2 separate regions of the Homo sapiens genome follow, and region 2 is linked to region 1. Evidence: chromatin contacts called from ENCODE Hi-C or POLR2A ChIA-PET data. All regions are on one chromosome and are shown on one strand. The core of a region is the stretch at or near the end of the contact, and the rest is flanking DNA. Distances in the headings are between cores, read along the strand shown. Region 1 overlaps UBE2E2 (ubiquitin conjugating enzyme E2 E2). Region 2 overlaps UBE2E2 (ubiquitin conjugating enzyme E2 E2).

Evidence for each region. A loop is a pair of places that touch in the nucleus more often than their neighbours do. ChIA-PET counts read pairs that join two places held with the same protein, here RNA polymerase II (POLR2A).
Region 2: a loop to region 1 is called in a map with no recorded cell type, with 1.9 times the contacts of the local background. The contact joins two enhancer-like sites. A Hi-C loop is called at or near these places in 1 of 37 single-sample maps with no recorded cell type. POLR2A ChIA-PET finds 5 or more read pairs at or near these places in 1 of 52 experiments (AG04449).

Annotation. Positions count from the first base shown.
Region 1 is chr3:23,219,802-23,222,501 of GRCh38, forward strand. All of the region lies in intron 3 of UBE2E2 (ubiquitin conjugating enzyme E2 E2), which reads left to right. Among named protein-coding and RNA genes, the nearest start is that of UBE2E2, 18 kb to the left of the region's middle. Within about 2 kb of position 1,435, at least 3 of the 41 ENCODE cell types and tissues checked have a DNase peak (open chromatin) inside an H3K27ac peak, as active enhancers do.
Region 2 is chr3:23,339,789-23,342,711 of GRCh38, forward strand. The region is part of intron 3 of UBE2E2 (ubiquitin conjugating enzyme E2 E2); the gene reads left to right. Among named protein-coding and RNA genes, the nearest start is that of UBE2E2, 140 kb to the left of the region's middle. Within about 2 kb of position 1,648, at least 3 of the 41 ENCODE cell types and tissues checked have a DNase peak (open chromatin) inside an H3K27ac peak, as active enhancers do.

The sequences.
Region 1 (2,700 bases), core at 185-2,684:
AACATCTGTGGGTTTTACCTGTTTAGTCAGAGAGTGGAGAACGATTTTTTCTACTGGTTGTCTGGGTAGGGGTGGGTGTGTGTCACATTCCACTTTGAGTGTGGTTTATCCTATTTTCGGGAACCTTAACAGACAACCCAATACTGTGTGTTTGTCAGGTTAGATGGAACCTCTGAATTTTGGTGCATCTCTTAGGTGATATCTAGTTAAGCTTCTTTTGGAATCATATTGAAGGAACTGTATGTGTTTAAGCGTTGTGCAAATCTGTTATTTAAAGAAGTTGAGACTATCAAGTCACCCCGAATCACAGCATTCAGTGTAGATAAAGTTTTATGTAAGGCATTTTTAGAGGAAGTTATTCTAATATAGTATTGGTTAATTTTTTTTCAGGTTTTGAATAAACAAATATTATTTTAAAGAACACCTACAAATGATTTAATAGATTGAATTATTTCATGTAGGAGATATTTGCCTCTACATATTTCAGTTTTTTCTCACTTTATTGTTGTCTTTGAAGTAAAAATGCAGTAAGATAGTTTTATTTTTGAAGTTGGGTTAAATATGTCATCCTTTTTAAAAACATTACTCACAGTTTAATGGGTAAATATTTTAAAACAAAACTTTATAGCTAAGAAAAAATTTCTGCTCATAAAATCGTAGCGTCTGTAGGGCCATAGGCATAGAAAATTACACTTCATTTGAGTGAAATTTGGTATATGCTTAGAGTATTTCCTATAAGTAGTGGAATATATTTTTCTTGGCCTTAACTGTCATGTTGGCTAACATAACTGACCCATGACATTTGCAAGGGTTCTATCCTGAGGCCTTCACAGATCCACTGATCAATAAATGTTTTCATACTACTGCTGAGTTAGAGGTGCTGGGCAGTTGGTTAGAATTGCTCGTTACCTTGGTGCCTTGCACACCAGCTTAGATGGATAGAGTGGGTCAAATTGATGCTTTATCCTTACAGACCTCTAACAGGTAGATTCACTGCCCCTTATAAATGACTACAGGTTGTAACTTTCACAGTTCTTCACAAATTGTTAAAAGCAAGATCTTAGATCTGTGCATGTCAGTGTGTTCATTTATACTTCCTCGGTGCTAGTGGAGAACTGGCAGCTAGTGGGCCAGCAAATCTCCAGATAAAAATTAAAATTAAAATCGTCATCATCCAAAGGATAACTTGCTCCTCTGTATCACAGAGAAGCTAACTTGTTCAAATGCTATTATGATCTGCTACTGCTAAAGTTTGTATTAGGTTTACGAGCAGGGGAATGACAGAGAATCCTTATTACTTTTTGGAAGAAAAGACTAAGGTAAAATGATTTATTTGGATTTTGATTTTTGGTCTAGTAATTGAACAAGTAAAAGGAGGAAGTAAACCAAAAAAGAGGATGTAGTTATACTAGCAGTTTACACTTCTATTTCTATGTGTTTCAAGAATCTGCTCATGGAACACTGGCGCTGCTTTTTAATTTTGTCTTTTATTTGATAACAGCTTTATTGAGATATAAAGTGTAAAATTCACTTATACTTTTAGGTTTTTAGTATAGTCTCGGAGTTTTGTAATCATCACAGTCTGTTTTGCAATATTTTGATACCTCCCAAAAAATAATCCATGCCTTTTAGCAGTCACTCCTTCCCCATTTTCCCCCAGCTCTTTCACCACCAGCCCTCGGCAGCAATTAGTCTACTTTCTGTTTCTATAGATTTGCCTTATCTGGACATTTTGTATAAATGAAATCTTGTGTGCTTTTTGTGTCTGGCTTTTAAAATTTTTTTTACAAAGTGTAATATTTTCAAGGTTCATCCATGTTGCTGCATGCGTTAGTACTTCTTTTTTTTTTCTGAGACGGAGTTTCGCTCTTGTCGCCCAAACTAGAGTGCAATGGCGTGATCTTGGCTCCCTGCAAGCTCCACCTCCTGGATTCAAGCGATTCTCCTGGGTCAGCTTCCCGAGTAGCTGGAATTACAGGCGTGCGCCACCATGCCTGGCTAATTTTTGTATTTTTAGTAGAGACGGGGTTTCACCGTGTTGGCCAGGCTGGTCTTGAACTTGATTACCCAAGTATTTCTTTTTTAAAAATATTTTTAATTGAGGTAAAATATACATACATGATTTACCATCTTTACCATTTTTAGTGTAAAGTTCAGTGAATATACATTTATATATTTATATTCTTTTTTTCCTCTTGATCCCCCCACTCCCCTTCCTGGCCTCTGGTAACTACCAGTCTACTCTCTATTTTTGAGATCTACATTTTTAGCTCTCATGTAAGAGTGAGAACATGTGACATTTGTCATTCTCTGCTGGGCTTATTTCACTTAACCTTGCCTGTGGTTCCATCCATGTTGCTGCACATGACAGGATTTCATTCTTTTTTATGGTTGAATTAAATATTCCATTGTGTGTATATACCACATTTTCTTTATTCATTCATTTGTTAATGGGCACTCAGGTTGGTTCCATATTTTAGCTATTGTGAATGGTACTTGGGTAAACATGGAGGTGCAGATATCTCTTTGATACATTAATCTCCTTTCTTTTTGATATATACTGATATGCTTTGGCAATGTCCCCACCCAAATCTCATCTTGAATTGTAGCTCCCATAATTCCCACGTGTTGTGGGAGGGACTGGCGGGAGATAATTGAATCATGGGGGTGGTATCCCCCATACTGTTCTTGTGGTAATGA
Region 2 (2,923 bases), core at 398-2,897, 120 kb after region 1:
TTTAAAATATTTTCTTGAAATACAGTAATTGCACTTCTAGAAATGGATTCATTTTAACCTGATTTAAAATAATCAAAGTAGTCAGAGTGATTAATTTTATGTTTGTTTTAGTTTATTTTTAATTGTCAGGAATAACGGGAAATACTGAAATATTTAGAGAAAAAGAGTTAGGATGAAAAGAGGGAAAACATTTAAAGTCTTTAAATATTTGGATAATACTGTGAATTTTCAGTTGTTAACTCCCATTTAATACATGGATAAGCTGAAGCCTAGAAGCTTAACTGTTTTGCCAGGACCTACGTAGTTAACCTATATTGGAGGTGACATTTTAACCTGTGTCTGTATGTCAGGCTCCAGATTTTCCCACAATACTGTAATGAATAAAAGATGTATATATTCTACTGAATTGTAAAGAGCCATTACTCTTTAAAATTTTTTCTTTTTGCCTGTTTGATAATCATGTTTTCAGAATGCACAGTTTTTAACATTTATTTACATTAAATTTTTAGCTAAAATACAGAGTATTTATAAATTGGTTATGGAAAAGTGAGGAAAAATAATTTGCATCTACTATGCACTATATTTTTTTCTTCTTGTGAAGCAAGTGCCTGTCATGCTCTGGAAAATATAAATATGAAATCTGAACAGTTGATGATTATAAAAATAATTACAGGTTGCCATTATGAAGCACACAGTCACACCTAATCCTTTAAATAAATGTGCTTAACTACACTAAAATACATGTTTTAAAATGTTAAACAGAGACATTCTAAAAAGACACGTGAAAACCATTTAATTTTTTTAAAGAAAAAGATGCTGAGTGGGTCCATAGTGGGAATTATTTTAAAACAAGAAAAAAGAAATCTTTAGCCCTGGAAACCCTTCTTGGACTGCATTAGAAATAAATTTCCTGATGTAGCCTGTAAGTCAGTCAAAACAGGGAAGACTGAATGCTGGGAGCAATAGGTGTGTTTGTTAACTCTGAAATACTGAAAGTCAGAAACATGTGAAAAGGATGGTCATGTTAAGTAGGATCTTTAAAGTCGGTATATAAACCATTTCTTTGCCTTCTATTCAAGCAATATACTTTCATCCTTCTGTTGTGTTTCCTCAATTCCTACACTTTGTTTTCGTACTCCCCCCACCAGGAATGAGGCACCAACACCAGTGGGAGAGTTTTAGATTCCTTAGAAATTCTGCTTATATAAGTGAGTACATCAAATGATCTTTGCCACAAAAATGATGAATGTTTCTTTTGAAATGCAGACCATGGTTCCAAGAAGTTTATGCTCACAGAATCAGGAGCCTTGCATTGAAAAGGTGTAAGTCTTGCTAATAGCCTAAAAGTCTATTTTTTTCACCCAACTGCAGCATTAAATATTGGAGGTAAGACTACAGACCTAAAGAGCAGACTGGGAAGCAACAAATTATCTTATTGGTGGTGATGTTCCTTATAGTAACAATGATGAACTTTTATAGAGCACTTCCTGTATGCCAGACAGGAACCCATTAACTCATTTAATCTTTACAGTTGTTTAAGTACTCATCTTATCCACATTGTGTGGATGAAGAAACTGAAGTATAATTAGATAAATTTACCCAAAGCCACACTATTGAGATTCTACTTGAGGGCATTGTAGGTCTCATTTTGGACATATGAACTCTGGTAGTTATAAATACAGTATATGTTTTTCTAGTTGTGTCTTCACCTAGAATCTTCAAGACCACAAGCTAAAGGTTTGAGTGTAGGTAAGCTTAGGTTTAGGGTCTGCATTTGAGCATCTTATCCAGCTGACAGCTGTGAACAGAAATTAAAGGTAGCATTTTAAAACTGTGTCTCCCACAGCTACTCTTATCTGCATAAACTGTATTCTAAAGCATAATCATTTCCCCTCTTTTCTTTCACTTCCTTCTTCTCGTTCTTTTTTTTTTCTAAAAATACTTTAGTAATTTTAATAGTGTAGTAATTGATCAAACTATTTGCTTGCAAAAGTATCTGGCCAATTTTTTCTTTGTGAAAAGTAAACAGCAGTCAGCTAGCTGTGTATCAGTTTATCTTAGTTCTGAAAAGGAATCAATGAGAAGATGTAAACAATTATGACAAAACCAAGACCCAAACCACAAAAGACTTCAAAGATTAAGTAATTATGTATACATAGTTCCATATAACAAAACTAATAATTGATAGTAGGGAAGTAAAAGAGAACAAACATTTGTTGATTTCTTGCCCAAGCATTAGGTGTTTACAAAATGTATTGTTTACAGTGGAGACTTTGAAATTTCAAATTCATTTAGGTTAGTTGGAGGAGGGAGGAAAGCTATTGACAGAAACACTATTTATTTCTGTCTAGCTAAAAAGAGGATTTAAGCATTATGGGGGGTACTTTGATTTAGTTTAGTTTTTTTTTTTTTTTGAGACAGGGTCTTGTTTTGTTGCCCAGGCTGGAGTGCAGTGGCACAATCATGGCTCACTGCAGCCTCAAGCCCCTGGGCCCAAGTGATCCTCCCACCTCAGCCTACCAAATAGCTGGGACTCTAGGCACACAGTACCATCCATCAAATCTTTTGTGGAGATGGAGTTTCTCCATGTTGCCCAGGACCTTAGCTTATTTGATTGCATAGTTTATTTAGCACAGGAGGGGATATGATAGGAGAGCTCTTCCTTCCGCAGATAAAAATGTTCTCTTCCGTGCTTATAAACATTTCACTTTAGTCTCTATGAGATTGTGTGAATTTTTCTGTGGTCGTAGGCTACATTTTCACACTACATAAACTATGCCCCTGGTTATAGAATGCACATGCATTCTGCAGTACACCAATGTATTTGTTTGTAGTTGGCTTTATTATTTATTCGTATGTGTATATTTAAACATTCCTGACTTGGTTCCTGACACCAAGAATACATACATGTATATTTTCTTGG